Regions from separate parts of the Homo sapiens genome. Here all the other regions are linked to region 3. The links are chromatin contacts, found by Hi-C or POLR2A ChIA-PET in ENCODE. All regions are on one chromosome and are shown on one strand. The core of a region is the stretch at or near the end of the contact, and the rest is flanking DNA. Distances in the headings are between cores, read along the strand shown.

What was found. Hi-C counts contacts between places; a loop is a spot of excess contacts on that map. ChIA-PET counts read pairs that join two places held with the same protein, here RNA polymerase II (POLR2A). Pooled maps may share reads with other maps.
Region 1: a loop to region 3 is called in a map of heart left ventricle, with 2.6 times the contacts of the local background. The contact joins two enhancer-like sites. A Hi-C loop is called at or near these places in 12 of 168 maps with a recorded cell type or tissue (Right ventricle myocardium inferior, aorta, ascending aorta and 6 more) and 13 of 50 pooled maps. POLR2A ChIA-PET finds 5 or more read pairs at or near these places in 3 of 52 experiments (A549, AG04449 and AG04450).
Region 2: a map of heart right ventricle shows a loop between it and region 3 (6-fold over the local background). The contact joins two enhancer-like sites. A Hi-C loop is called at or near these places in 13 of 168 maps with a recorded cell type or tissue (Right ventricle myocardium inferior, Right ventricle myocardium superior, aorta and 6 more) and 13 of 50 pooled maps. POLR2A ChIA-PET finds 5 or more read pairs at or near these places in 2 of 52 experiments (A549 and AG04449).

Annotation. Positions count from the first base shown.
Region 1 is chr6:81,858,718-81,861,417 of GRCh38, reverse strand. The region is part of intron 3 of LINC02542 (long intergenic non-protein coding RNA 2542); the gene reads left to right. Among named protein-coding and RNA genes, the nearest start is that of LINC01526, 46 kb to the right of the region's middle. Within about 2 kb of position 1,342, at least 5 of the 41 ENCODE cell types and tissues checked have a DNase peak (open chromatin) inside an H3K27ac peak, as active enhancers do; they include heart left ventricle and heart right ventricle, where a contact is called at or near this core.
Region 2 is chr6:81,832,810-81,835,509 of GRCh38, reverse strand. No RefSeq gene overlaps it. Among named protein-coding and RNA genes, the nearest start is that of LINC01526, 20 kb to the right of the region's middle. Within about 2 kb of position 1,254, at least 7 of the 41 ENCODE cell types and tissues checked have a DNase peak (open chromatin) inside an H3K27ac peak, as active enhancers do; they include heart left ventricle and heart right ventricle, where a contact is called at or near this core.
Region 3 is chr6:81,893,650-81,896,349 of GRCh38, reverse strand. All of the region lies in intron 3 of LINC02542 (long intergenic non-protein coding RNA 2542), which reads left to right. Among named protein-coding and RNA genes, the nearest start is that of LINC01526, 81 kb to the right of the region's middle. Within about 2 kb of position 1,254, at least 13 of the 41 ENCODE cell types and tissues checked have a DNase peak (open chromatin) inside an H3K27ac peak, as active enhancers do; they include heart left ventricle and heart right ventricle, where a contact is called at or near this core.

The DNA of each region.
Region 1 (2,700 bases), core at 93-2,592, 35 kb after region 3:
AGTGATGAAATTTGTTTTCTGTCTGTTAAGATGATCAGTGACACTCAAAGTGTGTTGTTGGACCAGCAGCATCAACGTGATCTGGGTATTTGTTAGAGGTATAAGTTCTCAGGCCTACCCACAGACCTACTGAATCAGAATTTTGGGGTGTGGGACCCAGGGGTCTGCATTTATCAAGCCTTCTAGGTGATTCTGATGGATGCCCACTTAGATGTTTGGCACATTAATAAAATAGGGATTGCTCACATGGAAAACCAGTGAAATCCACAGAATCTAATGCTTATGGAGGAGTTATTACATTCCAGGCAATGTCTGCTTTTCATATGCCTAATCCTCCCAACAATCCTTTGATTATTGAATAATCAAATAATCAGATAAATAGATGAGAAACATGAGATAAAGAGAAGGAAAGAAGGGAGGGAAGGAGGGAGAGAGGTAGGAAGGAGAGAAAGAAAGGAATAAAAACTACATTTCAGAATTGTTATATAACATTCATGCAGCTACTAGGAGGTAGGGTTAGAAGTCAATTCTTAATTCCCAGTTTAACTTCAAATTTCAAAGCCAAACATGTTTCCCCTTCCATTCTGCCACACTAAGCAATATAGGTAATAAACAAATGTTTCTATGGTGCCAACACAATTTAAAGAATTGTTTGGGCCAGAAAAAAGTCACTGGAAAAATTAGACCTGAGTTCACTTCTCTTTTCACAGAGTAATGTAATTTCTCACAAAATCATTATGAACCAAGAAGTCATCCAATTTCTAAAATCTTGGAATAACTTTATCCACCATGAAATCCAGAGAGGCTGTGGGAAGAAAATCATATGTCAATGCAGATTTGGCTCTTAGAGCTAGAAGAGAAAGTTTTGGTCAGAACACTGGGATTGATAATAAAAATTCCCAGTCACTTTTAAAATTTTTAGCAGATTATGTGTTATGTTTTCTGAAATGGCTTGCCAGATAAAGTTTCAGGAAGAGGTCTGAATAAAATGTTCTAGCAACTGTTTCTTTTTCTTCCATGTTTTCTTTTTGAATACTTCTCCTTTTTGGCCAGAAAGCATTTTTCTTGTGCCTGACAAAATAAGCAAAATGCAAACTAGACAAAGAATAGTGTACCTTAAAAAAATACTGTATGAATGTATTTATTTTGGCTGATGAAGATATTTCCCTAAGATCCGAAGACTCCATAGAAGCTACTTTTATTAGAACCTCAGTGTTTGATCAGGTACGTAAAAGATGAATGCCTTTGCACAAGAAAGCAGAACATGAAGATCACATGGACTTGTCTGGATTGGGTGATTCCTGGCCACTTGTTGCTGATGACATCATCATTGATAATCATTGGTCTCAAATGCTGGCGTGGCCTGGGAGGCTGGTGTCTTGCCAAATGGTGCATATTCCCTGTGCAGGATATGAAGGCCTGTTTTGGTTTTCACTTCTTGCAGTCATTTGATATACATGCAATTATTTCAGCATACAAAGGGAAAACTAAATGTCAGATGTCAGGTCAAAGATAAATAGATTGGTTCCCAACTGACTGTCATGCTATATATGTGACCTTAGTCCTAGGGTTTTTTTTATCTGAACCAAGTTACTGGGAAAAGGAACCATGAATTTTCTTTGCTTAATACTAGTTTGTCAGAATCTATTGATGGATTTCTGTGTGGCATATTGAACTTCATCCAATATTATGTGTAGAAGTTTTCTTTTCTTCTTTTCTTCCCCCTTCTAGTTGTGGCTATTCAGCAGGTTATCACATTTCTGTAGATTGTTTTAAAGCTTCCATACTTTTCATTCTCTGCTGAAAGTTGGTCAAAGTATGAGAAACAGAAAAAAAAGTATTATACTTTTATAGCCAGGGTCCCAAAGTCTCAAACTTTGATGCTAATTGTTTCTATGAGATTTTCTACAGTGAGTGAGAGAATTCCTCAGTTTATAGTATTATCTCTTGTCAGTGGTTGCTCTTTTGTAGAGCTTAACAAATATTTTCGGGCAGTCTGTGTGTGTTACTGCACCTGCACAATGCTGAAGCTGCTACAGATATGTGCGTAGTGTTTGTGAACAATCACCAGCATTATAGGTGGCAATTCTAACAGTTCAGATAGAGAGGCAGTTCCTAAGACCAGTGGCATGGCATGCCAATGGCAGTTGCCTCCCAGCTGGGAGAGGCCGGGGGTTTGTGCCATCTCCAAATGTAACCCTAACTCTGTCTTCAACACAGAGATTCATCACATGGATTTGAGCTGTCCAAAACACTTGATTAAAAATTCAGTTGAATCCAATAAATATTTACTGAGCATTGTATTTTGCCTTCAGGATAAATAAAATGCGATAGTATGTCTGCCCTTAGTTTTGTGAATTGTAGTGGAGGCAAAGCAAAGTTAAAACCTATTTAATGGTCCCAGAATGACAGCCTTTCATCAGGATTCATGATGATAAACATGATAACAGTAACTAGGAATGAAAATCACGTATTGTGAAATTGCTGTGTGCTAGATATGATGCTTGACTCCTTATGCATATTATTTCCTTTAATCCCCCCAAGCCCTCTACATATTACTATTTATATATTAAAATTGAAGAAACTGAAGCTCATAGAAGTTAATCATGCAAACATACCCTGACCACTTGGTGTAGCTTAAACCTGACCACAGGTCTGCACTCTTTCCTTTTCTATTCTGGATATTTCCAGTCTCCAAAC
Region 2 (2,700 bases), core at 5-2,504, 61 kb after region 3:
GCAAGGTGAAGGTAAAACTGAGACATCAACTCATCAGTCAACAAATGTTGATAAACAAAGGTGAGAAGACCGTGGATTAAAGAGAGGGCAATAGACTGGATAAAGAAAATGTGGCACATATATACCATGGAATACTATGCAGTCATAAAAAAGGATGAGTTCATGTCCTTTGCAGGGACATGGATGAAGCTGGAAACCATCATTCTCAGCGAACTATCACAAGAACAGAAAACCAAACACCGCATGTTCTCACTGATAAGTGGGAGTTGAACAATGAGAACACATGGACACAGGGCAGGGACCATCACACACAGGGGTCTGTTGGGGGCTGGGGGGCTATGGGAGGGATAACATTAGGAGAAATACCTAATGCAGGTGACGGGTTGATGGGTGCAGCAAACCACCATGGCACGTGTATGCCTATGTAACAAAACCGTACGTTCTGCACATGTACCCCAGAACTTAAAGTATAATAAAAAAAAGAAAAAAAAATGAGTGATACAAATTTTGAAAAAAAAAGGCAGAATTCCTCCTCCCTCATTCTTCTTCCTTTAGATGCTTTCAGCACAAAACTGAAGTGTAGAACAGGAATAAAGACATTGAAATCTTGGAGGACTGGAATTCCTGGAAGTGTCTCTGAGCTGGGGTTAAAATGCAGAAGATGTTCAGTCTCTTTGGCATGGAAAACTCCAAACCTAAAGGGCTGATAGAAAGGATGTTGCAGTCACATGAATGCCTCTGGGAACAGCTGGTAAACATCTATATGTTTAGAAATATTTTTCTGTCTGACTTGGATAAAAATAATCAGTCGTTGGCAGAAAACATTTCAATTTCTTTCTGATTTTGTGCAATAATAGCTTGGAAAGGCCCACACACTTCCATGATATCTACAGTTTGTAGAAGTCTTTCTTCCACTTCTCTGATAAAGGGAAATAGCCATGGTGACGCATGTTGTTTATCTAGTTTCCATAAAAAGACTACTACATGATAGTTGGTAAGGCCTACAGAACTCGGTAAACAGACACAACGGGCCTTGCACTGCTCCCTGCCTTCACTTCCCGATGGTGCTGTGAATGGCTCCAGGCCACCGAGCACAAGAGTCACAGCTCTCAGTTCCACCCAGGATGTTTCTACTGTCTCTTTAGCCAATGAACTAGGAGGGATTTTTGTTTTCAGTGTGACATTTGCATGCTTGTTGTCATTTTCATTCCTTGATTCTGAATCATCTGTATGAATTCTCTTCTCTCCTTGAAGAAAAATGTGTGGGGCTGATTTCCTCTGTGATGTGTGATGTCAGAGAGGACTAAACTTAACCAGGCACAATTATCCATTTTGGGCACAGCTGTTGGCCAAACCCTCAGGAATCAGATGGCCAAAATTGTTTCAGGATGCCAATGTTGCCTCTGAGGATAGCAAGCCTTACTTAGCATTTTAAAATTTCCTTGAAGCAGAAAAGAACAATTTGTTCTCCCAGGTAAGAAAGTCCATCTGCAAAGTTACAAGTCTTAAATTAGTGAGTTTTCAAACGTAGTTTGGAGAACTCTAGATATTTCTAGAAGGAAGCTGTACAAGAACATCTTGAAAAACTACCCCTCCGCTACTACCTTAATGCCCCAGTAGGATTTTAAGTTTTATGGGAATAAAACATAAGATAAAAAAGATTTTCAAAGCTGCCTGAAAATCTCCAGAGCTTGAGAACATCACTTCTTCTGTTTCTTTCTTACATAATTCTTCAGTTATCTCTTGTTCAAGGTTCAAATTCATAGATTAAGTGGACTTATGGTGTTGTTAAAGGGAGAGTAATTATTATCCAAGAAATCTATGGAATGTCAGAGGCATGCAGGTAAAAATACAGCATTGAACCTGGTTCTTTGATTCATAGTCCAAATTCAATGATTATAATTGCAAAAAGAAGGCTGTAATATACCTGGAGAAAAATAGAAAGGCTGTTGGTGATACTCATCTTCAAAAAGGAAATGTGATTTAACACATTATAAATTCATCTATTCCACACAACAAGCTGAAACACACGAAAACCTTTTATCCACAAAAATGTTTAATGGATTGTTAGTTATGATACAAAACAATTGAAAACTCTAAAGTTCATCAATAATGAAATAGTTCAATAAGTTGTAGCACTTTTATATGTTGGAACATTATTCAGCAGTTTATGATGATATTCTCATAGTATTTGTAATCACATGGGGAAAATGCTACTATTATGTTTTGTGAATAAAAGTAGGATATATATATGTGTCTGTGTGTGTGTGTGTGTATATATATATATATATACACACACACACTTTTAGTATATATACACACACACACACACACACACATATATATATATCCTACTTTTATCCTATATATATAAGTAGAATTTCACCCAGGTACCTACATCTGTACATTACGAAAAGTAGTGAATATAAAATCCAACAAATCTTAGTTGTATCTTTTATTATCCAATTCTTTGGGATTTCCCATAAGGCAGATATACTATAAAAATGACTTTATATTAAAAAACAGGATATATTTTAAAGGTATTAAACAGCACTTTGTCAAGTCCTTTGCTCTTTCCTCTGTTTCACTTAGTCATTCATCAAGTTCTAAAGTAAAACTGCTTTATTAATAAACAGAAATTCTATTAAATGTTTGAGTTTTCAATCAGGCAGCATTTCCTTTTCTGATGACTTTAATTTC
Region 3 (2,700 bases), core at 5-2,504:
TCCCAGCTACTTGGGAGGCTGAGGCAGAGAATTGCTTGAACCCAGGAGGCAGAGGTTGCAGTGAGGCTGAGATCATGCCAGTGCACTCCAGCCTGAGTGAGAGAGTGAGACTCCATCTCAAAAAAAAAAAAAAAGGAAAGATGAATCAGTGATCCCCTTCCCGCCCCACGCCCACCCCACCCCCCCCGTGACACTCCCGGCAGTGATGAGCATAGTATTTTGCATATGGTCAATGTTTAAAAATATTAGTTGGTTGGTTGATATGACCCAGGCCACCAAGCTATGAGATATTGTAATAGACTGAACCTAGTATTTGCCACAGAATGAGGGGCAACCAGATGCTGGTTTCTGAGTCAGTATTGCCTGAGGTATGTTTGACTTGGTGATCAGGAATGGCAAGTGCCCTCTACCCCACAGCTGATGCTCTCTAACCTTCTGGCCATTAAGAATGCCTGTTTATCTTCTTGCCTTCATCAACAGCAGCTGTTTATTTAGCAGCCTGACTTAAGACATTTCGTATATATACTCAATGAAGGCTTTCTTTCCCTATTATTTTTCTGTGGAGGGTAAAATACTGTCTTGTTTTTCCAGTTCTCCTCCTAAGTGTGATGATTTAGATGTTCCTGCTGTTAACTGGCAGCTTTTCCATTTCCTTCTAGCATGGAGTGCCCCAGACTTCTCCACAGAAGCCACTAATGAGCTTCTTGCCTTTCAAGCCCCTGATTCACTAATAACAGAATTTCAGCAATGTCTGAAGTTCGGGACCTTATCTTTTCTTCCTTTAGAAAACAAACAAGCAAAGAAAATATGTTACTTGCTGAAGCCACTGACTCAATCCTGTCTGTTTAAGGTTTTAAAACAGAGAATTTATTCAAGAATCTCAGCTTCTGCTTTGCAAATGAGTTGAAAGCTTAAGGATTTGACCCCAACTTTCAAAGTAAGTATACCTTGTCAAGTTTTTTTCCATCTCTTGCTGCCTACATTCAGTCTTTTTCAATGATACTTCATGCTTCTAAGTATGTTTCTGCCTTCTTCCTAATTAATATTGACCGAGTTCCCAAGTGTGTTGGGAACAATTCTAGGGACTGTGTGGATGGAACACAGAAATGAAAATGTTCCCGCCCTATCCCTTCTGCTTGACTTCTGGCTCTAAATGATGCCATTCATTCTATCCGCCTGTTGGCCCCACACGCAACTTTCTGTCATTCACACTATGCCAAGAGATCATCAATGCCCTTTTGTCCTGCGTCCCTCGGAGCCTTGCAAAGCACAGAGCACAGCAGAACTGTCAGCAGCACAAATGCCACTTCTGCCAAACCTGCTCTTACTGTGTCCTCTGATGAACCAGCAGCCTTTGCAGCTGTCTTCCCAGAGTGGGTTTATGAATATAAGGCCTGCCGTCTTTCCTCTCCAGTTCTGTCTGCCTCAGTACTAGTTAGAATGACTAAACCAGACAGAGTGCAAAGCCCATGTCTCCCAGTGGGTAACTCAGTCCACTGGTCTCTTCACATTCAGATTCTCTCATCTTACACCTCCAAGGACAACATGGTATAGTTTTGCTTTCCTTTTGATGTCTTGTCTTGTCTTTCTTTTTTCTTTTCTTTTTTTCCTTTTTTTTCTGCCCTTCTGTGTCAGGGCTCTCAAATGTGTGTTCCTGTACCTCAAAAATACATAGAGATGATTGCAAAGAAAAATAAATATACTTCTTCTTTCTCCAAACATGCGTAAGTCATCATTCCCGTGTTCATAAACACATGCTGTATCTGCCTCAGCATTCTTGCCAGACATGGATGATGTTTTACTTTCCCTTCTGAAAAAAATTCGAAATTTCATCTCTTGTGAAATTATCTTGGGCTTCTCTTCAGACTCAAGTCCAATGTGTGTGAAGTCATACAGATTAGAGAGCTCTGTTCCCAGAATCTGTGAGGTAACCATGAGCTTTTTCCAGCCCTCTGGATGCCTCCTCATCTTGTCAACTACGAGAAGTTAGAAGTGGTAGCTTTTCATATCATTACATTAATTATACAAGGTAGAGGCATATGCACACTTTCTTTAAAAAGACAGAAAATAGAGATTTTAATTATACAAGATAGAGGCATATGCACACTTTCTTTAAAAAGACAGAAAATAGAGATTATAATTCTTTCATGTTTGTGAGGTACTTATCACTACTCCATTTTACAGTTATAACTTTTTCTGTCTTCTAAATATTTTATTCCTGTATGTTGGAAACTTGGAAGTTTAAATTCACCCAGAATCCACTGATGGAGATTCATTCTTATCTGAGACTTCACACAGTAAACTTGTTTCTTTTTGTTAGTTTGTTCAGGAATTGTTTCCTTGCCTTTGTTTTTCTAAGAAATTATAGAAAGTTCTTTCCATTATGCTGAATACAATAGTCTTCAAAACTTCACAGCCACAAACATACAGCTTACTTATATCTTAGGTATCACTTAATATGCTGTGAAGAGATGAGAGCTTTCCTAAGGCCTTCCTGCTCTATGAACTTTGGTGAATTTACCAACAGGACCTCTGCTGTCTCCAATCCCATCACTAACCTGCCTTCAGCTGCGTTCTCAACTCATTCTTCAATACCTATTGAGAGCTTACTACCTTTCAGACCTATTCTAGGGACAAACAGAGAACTAAGACACGGCTCCTGCCCCAGTTAAACTTAAGTTCTGGGGGGAGGTAAGTGGT